Linked DNA regions of Homo sapiens: region 1 is linked to region 2. The links are chromatin loops, found by intact Hi-C in ENCODE. Cell type or tissue: Panc1. All regions are shown on one strand. Each heading gives the region's core, and the rest is flanking DNA. Links, peaks and the distances in the headings are about the cores only.

Region 1 (8,350 bases), core at 214-8,213, 360 kb before region 2:
TCTATCAGTGGTTTTAATCCTCATTATGGCTCAAAATTTCATGCTTTTTTGCAAAGCCAGGAATTTTTTATTGAATTTTACCTTGCTGAATGATAGGCATTTTAAAGTTGTATAAATATTATTGAACAATTGTTCACTATTGTTATAAATTTCGTTGGATGCAATTAACTTACATGGAAACAATTTGATCCTTTCAGGTTCTCATTTTTTTAAAAAAATAGGTAGAACTTTTTACTATGGATGTAAAACCTTTATGAGTACTCTACTTATATCTACTCTCCTCCATGAATTATGAGGTTTTACAGTTTGCCTGGTAGAACAGGCATCATCCCCAACCATATGTGAGTGCTGAACTCTGTTCTCCCTAATCCTCTCACTTGGTTCCTCCACTGGATGTGAGTAGTTTCCTCACACATATGCACAGATCGTTACTCAAGTGAATGCTTGAAGGGAATTCTCAACAGATATTAACATTTTCTGTATGGCTCTCTTCAGTGGAGCTCTGTCTTGAAAATAATATCTGTCTGGCTTTCTCCAGTCTCTCAGCTCCATCTCTCCAACTAAGAAAGTTCATGGAGCTTTTCCTGTGCCATTTCCTGGAAATTAAAGTCAGTGACCTGAGGCAAGAGTAGGCCTCATGTCATGTTTCTCTTGTCTCTCAGGAATTAATGTCACTCGTTGTCTGATGTTCACTGTTTTGCAAACCATTGCTTTATGTATTTCATTTACTTTTTATTGTTTTACTTGTTGTTTCAGGAGGCAGAGTAAATCTAGTTCTTTTTATTTCATCTTGTTTGATAGCTGAAGGCCTGTTTTCTTTCTAAAATATAACCCTAAAAATCCAGAAATGCAAACAACTTTTCTTAGACTTTCCATAAACCTTACTTATTCCACTAAATTCTAAATCTCTGTATTCACCAGAAATTATTGGATTTTTCTTTTTCTTTTTTTTTTTTTGAGATGGAGTTTTGCTCTTGTTGCCCAGGCTGGAGTGCAGTGGTGTGATCTTGGCTCACTGCAAGCTCTGCCTCCCAGATTCAGGCCATTCTCCTGCTTCAGCCTCCAGAGTAGCTGGGACTACAGGTCCCCTTCACCACGCCCGGCTAATTCTTTGTATTTTTAGTAGAGACGGGGTTTCACCATGTTAGCCAGGATGGTCTCAATCTCCTGACCTCGTGATCCACCTGCTTCAGCCTCCCAAAGTGTCGGGATTACAGGCATGAGCCACTATGCCCGGCCAATTCTTAAATTTTTTAATGGTCACTTTCATTACTTTTTCACTTTCATAGCATCCATGGCCATCACTCTACTGAAATAATGATTTCCAAGTTTATCATAGAGTCTCGTTATAGAGCTTACTTTTTGTGAGTTCTTCCCAATAACTGAAACAATTAATCACTTTTTAAAACAACTATATAATCATTTTAGCTTCCCTGCTTAAGACCATTCAGCGTGTCCCCACTGCTATAGGTAAATGCCTAAACCACTATTTCTGGCCTACAGAGCTCTAAATTGCATGGACATTACACGTCTTCACCATGTCTCATCACTGACCTCCCTTTTCAATCTATATTTACTAAATTTAGTGATTTCTAAGACCATACTTTGTCTTCCCTTCATTCCTGTGTACTTATTTTTGATATACCTGAAATACTCTTCACTGTCTCATCCTGTTATCCTTTTTGTTTGTTTGTTTTTAAGACAGAGTCTCACTCTGTCACCCAAGCTGGAGTGCATTGGCACAATCTTGGCTCATTGTAACCTCCACTTCCCGGGTTCAAGCAATTCTCCTGCCTCAGCCTCCCAAGTAGCTGGGATTACAGGTGCCTACAACCATGCTCAGATAATTTTTGTATTTTTAGTAGAGATGGGGTTTCACTGTGTTGGTCAGGCTGGTCTTGAATTCCTGACCTCAAGTGATCTGTACACCTTGTCCTCCTAAAGTTCCGGGATTACAGGCATGAGGAACCTCTCCTGGCCTTCATCTGGTTATCTTTTATCTTGCAAATATTCTTTCGTGTTTCATGTTGCAGTCATCTCCTCAAGGCAATCCTCACTGATGTCCTCCAAACCAGTAAAATGCTTTTTCTATCTGCTCATGTAAAAACTTGGCTCCACATATAATGATACTCATAATTTGACTAATTGCCTTTTATTTTCCCTGCCTGTTTCCTTCAGGCAAGGTAGACTACACTTATTTTATATGCTGTTATAAATATAGCTCATGGTACAGTGCCTGCTACATAGAAGTCCCTGAATTAATTTTTTTATTAAAAATAATTCTGTAACACCTTGTATATATCAAACATTGTTCTAAGCACTTACGTCACTTTCATGACTAGGATTGCTAACCTTATGGAATTTATGTTCTAATGGGCTTCACAGAAAATGAATGATAAGCATAATAAATATTATTTTACTATGCAATAATGTGATAAATGCTACAATGGAAACAAAATCAAACAAACCAAAATTAGAGCAGAAGCATGTCAGGGAAAGGAAATAGGTGGCAGAGGGACGGATTTCATGTAGTCTTCCTTGAAGTGGTGAAAATTCGGCACATCTTTGAAGGTGAGGTATTCATCTAGGTATATCTAAGGGGAAAGTGTTCCAAGAAGAAAATACAAGAAGAAAACAAATTCTTGAAGTAAGAGTGTGCCTAATATGTTTGAGAAATAGTAAGGAGTTCATAGTGGTTGAAGTAGAAAGAGCAAGGGAGAAAATCAGAAAGGTAGCAGTGCACCTCATGTAAAGATTTCAACTTTTACTCTGAGTAAAACAGAAAAACATTGCAGAATTTTCACCTGATAAGGAACATAATTTTACCTATGTGTTAAAAAATTACTCTGACATTTATATTGAAAATAAATTTCATAGGTGCAAAAGGAAAATGCAAGTTTCCATCTTAGAAGATGTGTTAGCATCTTATTGCTGCTGTAACAAATTAACCCAAATTTAGTAGTTTAAAACAACACAAATATATTCTTGTACAGTTCTGGGTTGTAACTTAAAAGTACATTTTACGTATGCTTTCTGGGATCTCTAGAAGAAAATCTGTTCAATTCTTTTTAGAGCGTCTACAAGACTCCTGGTATTTCTTGGCCTGTGGACCCCTTCCAAGCTATGACATCACTCTGATTTCTGCATCCATCATAATATCTCCTTCAGAAGGAATAACGCAGGGGTAGTTAGATAACAACAATGAGGGGTAATTAGGTATATAACCTAATTACATGAAATTCAAAATTGAAGAATTTACTAATAATAAAAGGAGGAAACTTAAAAAGTAGACCTAAGGATTAAAGAAAGATGCCTACCAATTCTTCAGGTCTATTGGAATAAATGATATGGGAGAAAAAATCACCAATATTTTAGAGGGCTTTTGGGAACACATTTTCATTATGGGAGAGCAAGACAGAAAAGGCTAAGTTTCTATTAGAACTAGAAAGTTAGGACAAAGTTTAGAAACGAATTTAATGATGTAGGGATTTGGCAAACTGTGAATTTTAGAGGGCATAGGAACAAGATTGAAGTTTGAGTGTGAGGTGAATACAATGGGCAAGATTGAGGGTGTGCAAAGCTTCATAGGGGTTGGATTAGAGCGAGAGGTAAAAAACCTGTCTGGAATTGTGGGGTCGCATATATTTATAGTCAAAAATAGGAAAAAAGAGCATAATGATATTAGTTCTGGTGGATCCAAGGCAAATTTCAGTGATGAAACTCTTGGCATTGGAATTGATGATGGCAGTGGTGTCAGGTTCAAGCCCCAGCTAAGGTCCCAGGGGAGTGGGTGGACAGGGGGGCAGGAAGCTGGAAGAACACTTGAGAGACAGCAGGTAGATGGGACATGGTTTTATTCAGCTGCTCTCTCACACTGTCTGCCTTTGTCTCGGCTGCCTGCTCTGGCTCTCTAGCTGCAGCCTCTCTTAGCCGCCGGCTCTGTGGCTCCTGTCACTCTCACACTTACAGCTGCACTCACTGGCACACTTGCTAATTCCTAGCTCCCCTTTCCCCCAGTCCATCTGCAAGACAGCTGGCTCTCCCTACAGGGTCAGCAGCTTCACTCTCTGCCTCTGGGTGCGCACCTCATGTACAGTGTCAGCAGGGTAGTTATACCATTTATGGACAATGGTGGCTCAGAGCCAAGTTTAAGATTGCACAAACTGGTTATATAACAAGCAGAGTTGTGGGCCTGCGCCCAAAACTCGCAGAATCACCCTGGCCGGGATGTCTGCCTCGGCCTATTCTAGACCAAAGCATATCTATTTTCCTTACACTCCATCCCCTCGGACCCCAACTAGGGCTGGAACCTGACATTTGACAGAGTCAGCAGGATGAGGTGAGTGGGTCTTCAGCCCCTGAGGGTCCCAGGTAGGCTATGTGGCCACAGCATGGGCTGTGGTACCTAGATGCAGTGGTGCTTCTAGGATGGGCCCCAACAGAAACGTGGGAAGAAGTGGAAGGGCCTCCCATGAGTGTGAAGAAGGCAATGAAGCAGCTGGAAGCACACAGTACCAAGAAGGAGCGCAGCTTTGCCAGCAGCGTCGGATTGGAGTTTCTGACTGTACTGCAGGAAGTACATGCTCAGTCTCTGCAGGATGCTGCACAAGCAAGGGACCTCCAGGCACAAGATGTGCACCTGGGGGCCCAAATGCACAGCTTGGAGCAAGACCTGGGGGTAAGGGACCTCCAGGTACAAACAGGGCACTTAGAGGCCCAGATAAACAGCCTGGAACAGTAGTTGGAGACGGCAGTCAGTGCGACCTTGAGCCCATCCATCTGGCTGGAAACTCCCATTCTGTCTGATGCTGAGGAGGAGGAGGAGGCTTCTCCTCTGCACTCCCCATGATCTCCCAGAAGACAGAACATGAGCAGCCCATGGGGCCCCAGGAGTAGGCCGAGGGCACCCCTACCGTGGTGGAACACACTTCTTACAGTGCTTATACTCCCACTAAGTTGCAGGAGTTAGGCAAGCAGTGCTGGCGTGCGCCCAGAGGGAGAGAGTGAAACTGCTAACCCTGTGAGGGAGAGCTGTCCATCTTACAGATAAGCACTGGTGTGTTTGCGGGGGTGAGGGGGTGGCAGGCGGGCAGGGGTGGTAGCCAGGAACTAGCAAGTGCGCCAGGGAGTGCAGCTGTAAGCTTGGGAGCCGCAGGAGCTGCAGAGCAGGCTGCTAAGAGGGGCTGCAGCCAGAGGAGGCAGCAGAGACAAAGGCTGACAATGTGAGAGAGCTCCAGAATAAAGCTATGTTTCATCTACCTGCTGTCTCTCAAGTGTTCTTCCAGCTTCCTTCCCCTGTCTGCCCACTTCCCTCAGACTTCAGCTGGTGCTCGAACTTAACAATTGGGAAGGCTAAGACCACTCTACATAGTGACCTTTGACCCCACTCACACCCCCAATCTTTAACCCTCCTAAGGGTTGAATGGAAAGAGCATAAAGCTTAATTTTAAATTAGTGGATAATTGTTAAGAAAAACGTACCTTTGAAGAAAACACCCTACACAGTATTGCCCAAATCAAACTGAATATAATTTCTTATAGGGAAGTTGGATATTTTAAAGAGACCAGTGGTTTTCAGGCTGTTTGTTGAATGCTTATTACCTCCCACTTAATTTAAGAAAAGGTTTGTAGTAGTGTATCCTTGGAAACCTCCATGAATAGGTATTTCAGCAATAGCAGTTACCTTAACAAGCCACAGTGTTGCACAGATAATTCTTATAGAAAACATTTGTAGTTGATAGAGCTCAGCTCTGTTTCTAAGCAACACATTCTTCTTGATACCTAATCATGACCAATAATTTCTGCTTTTCTGATTAGTGATAAGAAGTAGCAGTACATCCCATGACCAGGCAGAAAATATAGCTTTGGAAGATGATGTCACATAGTGATGCCAAAAATACTTCTTTTTTTTCTAAATGATGCCTTGGAGGTGAGCTCTTCTGTCACCTCTTAAATAATTATTTAAAATATTACCTAAAAATATGATCACTCTCTTTTAAATGTAGTAACATAAAGAATAAGTAGAGGGAGACTATAGAAATAGAAATCACTGTGATATTGAAGTCTCCATGGAAAGTGACAAAACACTTATCACAGTTGGATTAAATCACAAAACATCTAGAAATTATAGAAGTCAACTGAGATTAAATGAATGGCCCCAAGCGGTGTTAGTCAAGGAAACGAAGAAAAAAGGATGTCTATACGTGAAACTGTCAGACTGAAAGAAAACAACATTATTATTGGTTTCCCGTTTTTGTGTGAGTATAAACAAAATGCCAAAGTCAAAGCAAACAGTCAATTACAGACTACATAGAGAACTTGAAAGGGAAACAATTTTGAAAAAGTTTATTCTAAAGAGACTCTTGAAAAGTTACCATTTACCAGCAAAAAAATTATCTTCAGGGCAAATATCAAAAGACGGGGTAGATATCATAAAAAAAGAAAACGCTTGAAAAGGTGAGATAAACTTTTTATCTATGTTATTACTCCCTTTATTATTTGTGAGAATTTTATATGCCTGATGTAGAATGGAGAATTTAAATATTAACAAGTAGAGCATTCATAAAAAAATTCTGAAAATAGAAGAAATACCCCAAAACAAAGACACAGCAAGAACAATTGAAACTATACAATACATTTTAAAATTAAGCTTTATGCTCTTTCCATTCAATATAATGATACGTTACTATAAATTTAGAAAAAAATTAACTAAATTAATACTATGTTATAAATATATAATACTATTGATTTATGAGATTAGAGAGTTTGACATCATACAATGAGAATTCTAATGTTCACCACATAACAGCTTATACATCATTTATAGATTGCTGTTAACATTATTTAATTTGTTATATACATTATATTTAAATTATTATCATATAATTTAACCAGCAAACAAATGTGTTTCGATAACTTTTTTGTCACTAGTATTATTTGAGGTACAGCAAAAGTAACTAATTCTAGGAAATTTTTAATTACTATCATAAAACACATTTGCAGCTCCAAAATAATGAATTATCTTATGTTCAAGCTTGAAAATAAGAGTACAAAATTTGAAAAATTAAAGTATAATTGTGTGCATAAAAAATAAGATAACTAGGAGATCTAAAATTTAATGGGTCTTGGAAAATAGCTTAAGCAAGCACAGGCAAGAGGACACGCAGATGTCCAGAAAAAAAAGATGTTATGTTACAATGTATGAGAGAATTTGTATAGCTCAATATATGTAGTACACATCATATGAGGAACGGAATGAATAAAGTGTAATATATTTGTATTTCAATCCTAATTACTCTTTTTCAGTCATATTACTGTGTGATTTTAAGAAAACTATTCACTATACTCATTAAATATGCATTGATCTATTTAAAATTTACGAATAATATAGTAATTAACTGGAATAAAGTTATTACATATAATAAATTGTACATATATATGTATAAGTAATATTATATTTCAGTAAAATTAATAAATGATATCTCTGTGCCTCAATCTGAGTAATTATCAGGAATATAATGCCATTAAAGTAAACAAACAAGTAGCAGAAGGATATGTTCAGAATAAACCCACAGGGTTTAAAAGCAAGAAAATAATGTAGGGACTACAAATACATAGGTAGTAAATACATAATGAAAACGAAGAAAATTATTAAAACAATTTATAATAGCGATTTCCTTTGTAGAAGGGAGAAGCAGGTAAGAGGATCAAGAGAGACAAAAAATATCTAAATTTTATTGTAATACTTCATTTCTTGAGCTGGATATTGGGTACGTATTAATTTAATTGTAATTATGTATCTTCTGCACAAGCTCTGTGAATATCCTTTTATGCATTCATATTTATTTAAAGAAATTTAAAATTAAGTCAAAGATTTCACAAAGTCTGACAGCATAATAAAATGATCAGGTAAAGAATTCACCAAATGATTATATAAAAGTACTCAGTATAAAAATAGAGATGTAATATTTTTCAAGGATTGGGGGCAGAGCTGGAGGATAAGCTTTAATTTAAGTAGATAGAATTTACATTTTTAGAAGATTTTGTAACAGTGGGTATATACCTTCTACCAAGCATTACTGTCTTGTAAATGATAGGTTTGGATAGCATTATATTATGCCACTTAAATAAACCTGTAGCTTTAAGGAAACTAGAACTCACAGAGACTTCTATAGATCATTTGTTCTAGAAATATTTAAAACCTGACATTAAGAGTGCTACTATGCCTAATGGTACTTACACAGATGTTAGTTCTAGTTTAGACACTATAAATAAAAACTTCCCCAGTCAGTCTCTCCTAAGTTTTAAAATTTTCTATTCAATAAGGTTATCACATTAGATTTAATCAAATG
Region 2 (8,350 bases), core at 165-8,164:
CAAAATACACATATAATAATTGCTAAAATGCTATAGAAGTGATCCTTAGAATGTTTTTATTACATAAGTGAATCAATGAACTAATGAGTAAATAAAAGAAGTGTCAACTTAAATAAAAGAAGTGCACAAATGAGCTTGATTCAGTGATTTCATGGGGAAATTTGTTATTATTAGCATTTGGGTGATTAAAAATCTTTCTGCTTGTTTCAACAATCTCTCATCTACAAGAAAGATTATGTACAGGTTGAGTATCCATTATCTAAAATGCTTAGGACCAGAAATGTTTCAGATTCCAGGTTTTTTCAGATTTGGGAATATTTGCATATATGGCGTATCTTGTGGATGGAACCCAAATCTAAACACAAAACTCACTCGTGTTTCATATACAAGTAATACACATAGCCTAAGGGTAATTTTATACAATATTTTAAATAATTTTGTGTATGGAACAAAGTTTTGACTGTGTTTTGACTGTGACCTGCCACATAAGGTCAGGTGTGAGATTTTCCACTGGTGGTTTCGTGTCAGCACTCAACAACTGGAGCATTTCGGATTTTTTATTTCATATTAGAGATGTTCAACCTGTAAAAGTGATTTTTGTATTGATTTCCTAAGTTTTATTTATATGTTCAGGAGGATGCTGCAGTATTTTTTTTAATTTAGTACAAACCATGTAAAAATGTTTTAAGGCACATAAAAAGTAATATGAGCCATCTGTCTTTGCTGCTGTTTATGTAGGTTAGTTCTAGATGAAACCAGAACCCTGATTATTAAATGTTACATAACCTCATGCTCAAAATCTTTGCTGACCCAGTTATCGGGCTAACATATATTCTGTCGAATACAGGTAACTGTCCTTAATTGAGCTCATTAAATGATTTCCATGCCTCTCCTCTACCATTCATTCTTAGTCTTTAACCTGTCACATGCCAATCCATAAATTATATACTATTTTAGGAAAATGAAAGGCATGTTTTGGAGCTTAAAAATAAGGGCCCATCAAATTCTGTTCTGAAGCAAAGTAACCCTGCTTCTAAGTTTCCCCAACACTGACTGGCTCCTTGAAATTTTTAAATATCTCAGTGTGTTGACCTGCACAAGCTCATATAAAGGGCACCTCTTCTGTTGAACATGATCACTGATGTCTCTGACTTGCTCTACTTGGCTTCCCTGTATATGTACCCTGAATTCTTGGACTCTCACAGATTATGTAGTCTTTCTCCTTTGCAGAAAGATTTAAATCTCCTTTTTTAAAGAGGAGGAAATTTAAAAATATCTTCTTAAGACCCACATTGCTGTCGGAATGAACGGATTCAATCAGCTCCTACCATTAATGTGAATTTTTATTTTCAATATTATCTCTTACAAGGTGACTACAGATACATTCCTAAATAATTTTATGAACAAAGTTTATTTATTCACAGTTTAGGAAAGTGTGATCTGAGTGAGTTCTTTCTAGTTTCTGATTTGTAAGTAAAATATCTCTTTCTAAATTGGATACAAAATGGTGCAAATATAGAGGTTAAGGTGGGGATTTGAACCAAAACAAGGAAGAAAGACCTGACAAGTAACCCTCAGAGAAATATCCAGTAAAAAACAAATAGCCAGACAGAATTCAGTAAATAGGTGTGAACCTAAAATCAGGATTTAAGCAAGAGACTAAATATTATTGGTGGAATAGAAGTTTTCTTTTCCTCTTTTTGATGACTGTTGATGTACTTTGTCCTGATACAGTCAGAAACTTGCTTTTCCATAAAAAGAAATGAAACTGTTGAAACTCTATTACAGAGCAGCTTATGCATGCTAGAAAATGAACTGCATAGTATTAAAGCTTTAAACTATAGAAAAATAATACAGACCCTTCCGTATGCAAAGCTTTGCCTCAAAATCTATATAATTAACAAAACCTGGCCTTAGCTTTGGCTATTGTCTGGTATAATGCTGCAACAAATTCAAGATAACAGGGTCCCATTTATCTTTTCTCCAAAGCTGGGGAAATCTGCCTGTGTAATTTCATGCTAGCATGAGTATCTGAGACATATGACTGAGAGTTGACTTTATTATTCTAAATATAGCTTGATATTTAAAATAGAACCAAGTGGAGATTAAAGCTAGGATTTACTTTATTTTAAAAACGCTTAGTGAAAATATGTAATCAAGACAACTATAGACCTACAAAACTGACTGATATCCTGATTCCAATAATACCTGATTACAAGATACCAATAAATTTCTCAAATATACAGAATGAGTACAAATCTAATTTTATCATAACATCAAATGTTGAATGTATCGCTGCATTGCTAAAAGAACCATAAAAATAATTAGGTCTCTAATTTACCAAATATCAATTTCTCTTAGATCTCAATTATATTTAGTGGTCCTTAAATTATCTACATGTGTGCGTCAAATGTCAATGATATATTATCATGTTTTCAATAATACCTTGGTAGAATAAATTGGTAGATTGACTATTTAAACTTGGAGTTTTCTTCCATTTTGCAATTATATGTAAACACTTGATAAATACATTTGAGTGGTTTTCAGATAGAAATATGCCACATACAAAGGGCATGTACAAAGGACATCAGTACAAAGAGCATCAAACCTTTGGGGAGTGTTGGCATCTGACTTCAAGGACAGGAGTTGGCAAACAGTATGCAAATGTATTTCAGAAAGCAGGAGTAGCCTTCACAAAGACACAAGAGAAAAATCTGATAATTAAGAAAACTGAGATATTTGGCATATAGTAAATACTAAATGTTTGTATTATATTAAAATTATTGTTAATACAGCTGGAGAGAAGCATATAAGAGTCAGAGAGGTGAGAGCTCTGAGAGTTTTTTGAAGAGTGCAAATAATAAAATTTAAGAACTTTATACATTTTTGCATACATTCTGTGGAATAATTAAAGAGAAATATATGGGTAGTTAATTGATTAGATGCACATTGTGGATGATTGGAGAAGAATAGATAAAAATAGGGTAAAACAGATTATTGAAGTTTCATTGTAGTAATCTAAGGGAGATACAGTAAGTCCTAACAGCAATAGAGATGATGGGAAGAAGAGTATCATTACTTTTGGAGATAAATGAAGGGAATGGGACTTTTTGTGAGGAATGAAAGAAGGAAAGTAAAGCAAGGAATTTTAAATGACTTCATCATTCATGCTTGTAAAAGTAGGGGAATAATTCTGTAAACAGAGTGTCCAATTTGAGAAATATATCATGGTTAGGGAAGAAGATGCTACATTACATCTTGAGCATATTTGAGGTACCTGATGACTTTTAAGTGAAGACATCCATTAAACATGTAGAGATAGATATAAATTTGGGGAGTCTTAAGCTTGTAGATAGAAGGTGAAATCGTGAGAATGATCCCAGCACCTAGAGAGAGGAGGAAGAGAGAGAAGTAGGAAGACTGACATCAGAACTCTCCTAAATATCAATATTTCATTATTTACTTGTAGTCAGAGAGGACACAGAGACAGAAGTAGGAAGATTGAGAAATGAAATCTCCTAAATACCATTGTTTCAGAATTTTCTTATAGTCAGAGGAAGCTGACAACACACACACACATACACACACACACACACACACACGAGAGAGAGAGAGGACATGAGAGAAAAAAGAGGATGGAGAACTTTAAATGCGGTAGAAGAGAACATTCTGAGGAAGATGAGGTGAGTAGTTTCAAACACCGCAAAAACAAAGTATATCGGAAAGATTCACTGGACTTAGTAAAGAAAGGCTATGTCATAGAGAATGTTAGTTTCCTTGGAAGAGTGGGCCTGAAAACCAGGTGCCAGTGACTCGAGGACTAAATCATGGGCAAGCAAATTGTGAGAGAAGGTGTAACCTAGTCTATGGAAAACATTAGCAAAAACTCTTGGTTGTATCTATTTTTAATTACTAATGGTTACACTCTCCAAGGTTAGTATCATTGAAGTCTTGAGGCATGAACAAAGCAATAAGGCTATCACATTTCCAGGTTGAGGTGTCATTTATGAACTAAAATTAATGGGGTTAGTAACAGCATCCAAACTTGGCAGATGGTGTACAAGGAATCACGATTAACCAAAAGAGCAAATATAGAAGTCATATATTTTTGGTGAAAGGTAATGAGTTTGGTTTTTGACATGTCTGCCACATATTCTAGTGTACATGACTGGTTGGAAGGTAATTACAGAGTCTTAGTATTGGAAGACTGTTTAGTGATGGGTATTTGTGAATTTCTAACATAAAACCATGTTTATTTTATTGGTTTGAAGTCTGTGCCTTTGCCTAGGGGAAAAGAAATGAGACTGAAGACGGCCATTGGTTTACCCAAGAGGTTATTAAAGTCTATTAGGGGCTGGAGAAAAAGAAGCAGATTTAAGTAAAAACAGGGGTAGTTACTTGAAATCATACAATAAAAGGTGGCATGATTTCCTAACTCTCACCAAGGCTGTCTCATGTGCTAGCAGAGGCTCTCTCTCAGAATGTTCATGGTAATTATTACTGTGGAAGTGGATGAGAGAATATACATTAAAATAAAGAGACGGCAAGTATGGAAAGCAAGAATAAAGTAGATGAAGACCAGAATCCTGGAAAACAAATATATAATTGTTACATAGAGAAAAGAGAAACAGGCAAGAAAACTAAGACATACTCAGAGAGACAGGAAGAAAACCAGGGCAAAATAACATCTAGTAGGTCAAAGGTAATCTGGGTCCATGACTCTGATGGGTTTGACACCCTTTTGGAAGAGCATTTTCTGTGTAATTTAACACAAGGTAATCTTCTTTGGCTACTTTTCAAATTGGATCTTCTCTGGCCCAGATAGCTCTTTGCTGCCCCCTTCTGATTTTTTCTTGCTACAACTCCTGCAAATTAGAATTAACTGTGAATTTAGATCATCAACGTTATAAATTGAGAGCCTGACAGCACGTTACTACTAGAGGGCCTGATTTCTATACGCGACCCTTCTAAAATACGAAATTTAGTTGATGCACCCCTGGCACCTATGGTTATGCTAAGCCCATCTTTTACTAGTTCTACCCATTTTAATTACTAGTAGTTATCCTCAATGAGGATATCCCCATTGAGGCTAACCTCAATGAAGTCTTGACTGACATAAGCAAAGCAATGAGGTTATTAGATTTCCAGTGAAATTTGTGGTCTAATTCTATAGATCTGATGTCTGTGCACTTGAAAAGAGCTCTGAATATCTTAGTGTCCACTTACCTGAATCTACTCTAAAACTAACTCCTTGTTTTTATAAGAATGAGATTCTGCCTTGGGTTCCTATTCAGCAATTTAAAACCTGAATGATCTGATGTTAGGCACTCTGTTGTGCACTTCTAAATGGTTGGGCAAATCAAAACTACATTGCAATTACTTTTTTAATCATCAGTCTTTAATGATAGCCTTTGTTATACATGATCTCAATTCTAGCCATTCTTGTCCACAGCTGTATTCTTGATGCACTAGAAAATTTTAGAAAATACTAGGCTTTAATGGTATTTAAGTGAACTAATGGGTAAATGAATTTGGTTAAATACATACAGTAAAACCTAGACCCTATGTCTGATGTGTTTTCACTGTTGATATTAGATCTGTTCTGAAATAATTGTATACATTATGGTGTTTCACACAGACTTCAAGTGTCATCCAATATCAGAATGTCCTCTCTCTAAACTGAAATCTAAGCTAAATACATCGAATTTTTAATGCCCTTTTACACAAAGTTTGGACTTCAGCATATCTCCAAAGAGCCAGCACTCAGCTGGGTCAGTAGCTTCTCCATATCCAGTCAATTTCCAAATCCTCTCCTTCTACCATTGATCACAGTGGTATGGTCCTGGCATTCCTAGCAGCTGAACACATGAAAATTTTTCTTATCAAGTTTGTTCTCCTTGCAATGTAACAAAATAGTATACACATTTATCAGGATGTGTATTTTTTTTTAACTATTTTTGTCTCTTCCTATTGCTAACTTTGCTCTTTCTGGACCTTCTATTATGGTTCTGTCCATCCCTACCTCCTAGTAAACGTGAAGTGTCAAATGTTTACATTCTCTGAATGCTTATTTTCTGGGTGTGTGCATTCTGAATTTTACATATGAATTAAAAATCTTAATTCCTTTCTTAATCTTCTACAGATTGTGAAGAAACAAGCTGCTCTAAGTCTCAAGATTTTGTGAAGTCAGTGGAACTCTTGTAGATAATGTGGACTCCAACAAAGACAAAGCAAAAAATAAATAGACTTGAAACATCGAATCAATAAATCAAGATGTATTTCTGAAATATCCCAGGGAAGGAAAATACATGACTAATTCTATTTTTTCTCTTTGTAGTATAATTCTAATACCATTACTAATACTGCCAGTATTACTAGCTAGCATGTGTGGAGCTTGTAGTATGCAATGGACTGTCTATATAGAAACACAATTTATATATTATTTAATGTCTTTCTCATAAAAATTCTATTCTGATATGAAATAGAGAAAGAGCAAGAATCTTGCTGAAAATCAATGACCTGGGAAGTGGTGAGCTGGGATTTTCATCCATAAGTGAATAATATTTAAAGTTCTATAGAGCAGTTTTCTGAGGTTTGACAGAGATAGATAGGGTCAGGAAAGGAGCATGCATGGGGCTTCAAGGATTATGTTTTACTTTGTAGCGTGGCTGGTGGGTAAGTGAGCTCTCATATTTTTAGTCTTCACATTCTAGGCATACACTACAAATAGTTTCTGTATTATTTGTAGATACTCTGTATTCAGTTTGTAATAAGACTATTTAAAAAGGAAAAATTAATATTCCTCTAAGCAACAAGATATGCTCTACTTGGCAGTTTTAATTGACATCATGTGAATTTATAAAGAAAACATAAGTGTGCTCTTTTAATGATAGGTTTGCTAACCCCAAATTTCAGCTTACACCACAGGAAACATTGTAAAATATGAGACGGTATTTTAAGTGCATATTCACAGTTGTGATGGCCTGAAATTCACTTTTGTAAAAACGATATATTAAGCAAATATCACACATAGTTACGTGAGATTTTTTTTTATCATGTGCTGGGGAAAATCTGATTAAAATAATGCAGATTACTATATCAAGATAATCATTCATGATATAGAGATCTTATACTAAATTACCCAATGAAAATATAAGAATTAACTGTTAAATGAAGATATAAATTTAGAACTTATTTAGCTCAACAAAACTGCACAATTACAGCAAGTGCAATAGTTAAAATTAGAGTACATACCATTAAAATCATTTTCTAGTAACAAGTGAACTTGAATGTCATTTCATGTTAACTGAATATTAGTATTTCTTCATCTGTAATGTGCCAGTTTATATGTTTTGCCAATTTTTTTCTATTACATAGTTCTTGATTTTTTTAAATAGGTGTTTGATATGGTTTGGCTGTGTCCCCACCCAAATTTCATCTTGAATTGTAGTTACCATAATTCCCATGTGTTGTGGGAGAGACCTGGTAGGAGGTAACTGAATCATGGGGGCAGGTCTTTCCCATACTGTTCTTGTGGTAGTGAATAAGTCTCATGAGATCTGATGGTTTTATACAAGTTTCCCCTTTTGCTTGGCTTTCATTCTCTTTGCCTGCTGCCATGTAAAATGTGCCTTTGTTCTTCCCTCACCTTCTGCCATGATTGTGAGGCCTCCCCAGCCAGGTGGAACTGTGAGTCCTTTAAACCTCTTTTTCTTTATAAATTACCCAGTCTCGGGTATACCTTTATCAGAAGCATGAAAACAGACTAATACAGTGTTTTGTGTATCTTGAACACTGTTATCCAAAAATCTTCCTCATGATCATTCTGAGATTTACAGCATCTTTCTGAGGCTCTGGCTCATCTGTTTTCTAGATCTCATGTCTTCTCTTTCTTGGGTTACACTCTCATCTGAGAAGTTCATACTCCCTTGAGGCTTCCTGGAGGGAGGAGTTTGATAGAAAAATATCTGAGAATATACATGCATGAAAATGCCCTAATTCTCATATTCTTTTAACTTTGACATCAGAATGAAAATGTCTAGATTGGAAATCCAAATTCCATTTTCTTTGCAACCTGAATGATCTAGGATATCAAATCTAAATTAACTATTATGTATCCCTTTGTCCAATTGAAATTGTTCAAGAAAGGGCATGTTACTCCAAACAGACATAATTAGAAAAAGAGAAAAGTGCATTAGGAATTTCTAGAAAGCATGGTTTTTCTTTTCCAGTAATTGATGGATGCCAGCCTTCTCCATCCCTCTGAATAGTGTGCTGTGCAGAGTGAATTTCTCTGGCCATTTTCCCTTGAGGGACTTGAAATCATGGAAGGCAGAGCTCACAGGAAAGA

Evidence for each region. Hi-C counts contacts between places; a loop is a spot of excess contacts. Peaks named below come from ENCODE experiments on the same cell type or tissue, not always from the same donor. Only the 100,000 strongest peaks of a DNase experiment are listed, where the experiment ranks them.
Region 1: it touches region 2 in a loop (5-fold over the local background); 7 of 110 quality-filtered maps call a loop at or near these places.

What each region holds. Positions count from the first base shown.
Region 1 is chr1:105,134,467-105,142,816 of GRCh38, reverse strand. No RefSeq gene overlaps it. Among named protein-coding and RNA genes, the nearest start is that of LINC01676, 480 kb to the left of the region's middle. In Panc1, for the core only: CTCF peaks have their summits at 4,996 and 5,198; a DNase peak (open chromatin) is centred at 5,175; H3K4me3 peaks cover 600 bases; H3K27ac peaks cover 949 bases.
Region 2 is chr1:104,777,170-104,785,519 of GRCh38, reverse strand. No RefSeq gene overlaps it. Among named protein-coding and RNA genes, the nearest start is that of LINC01676, 840 kb to the left of the region's middle. In Panc1, for the core only: CTCF peaks have their summits at 4,641 and 4,840 (motif pointing left); a DNase peak (open chromatin) is centred at 4,809; H3K27ac peaks cover 538 bases.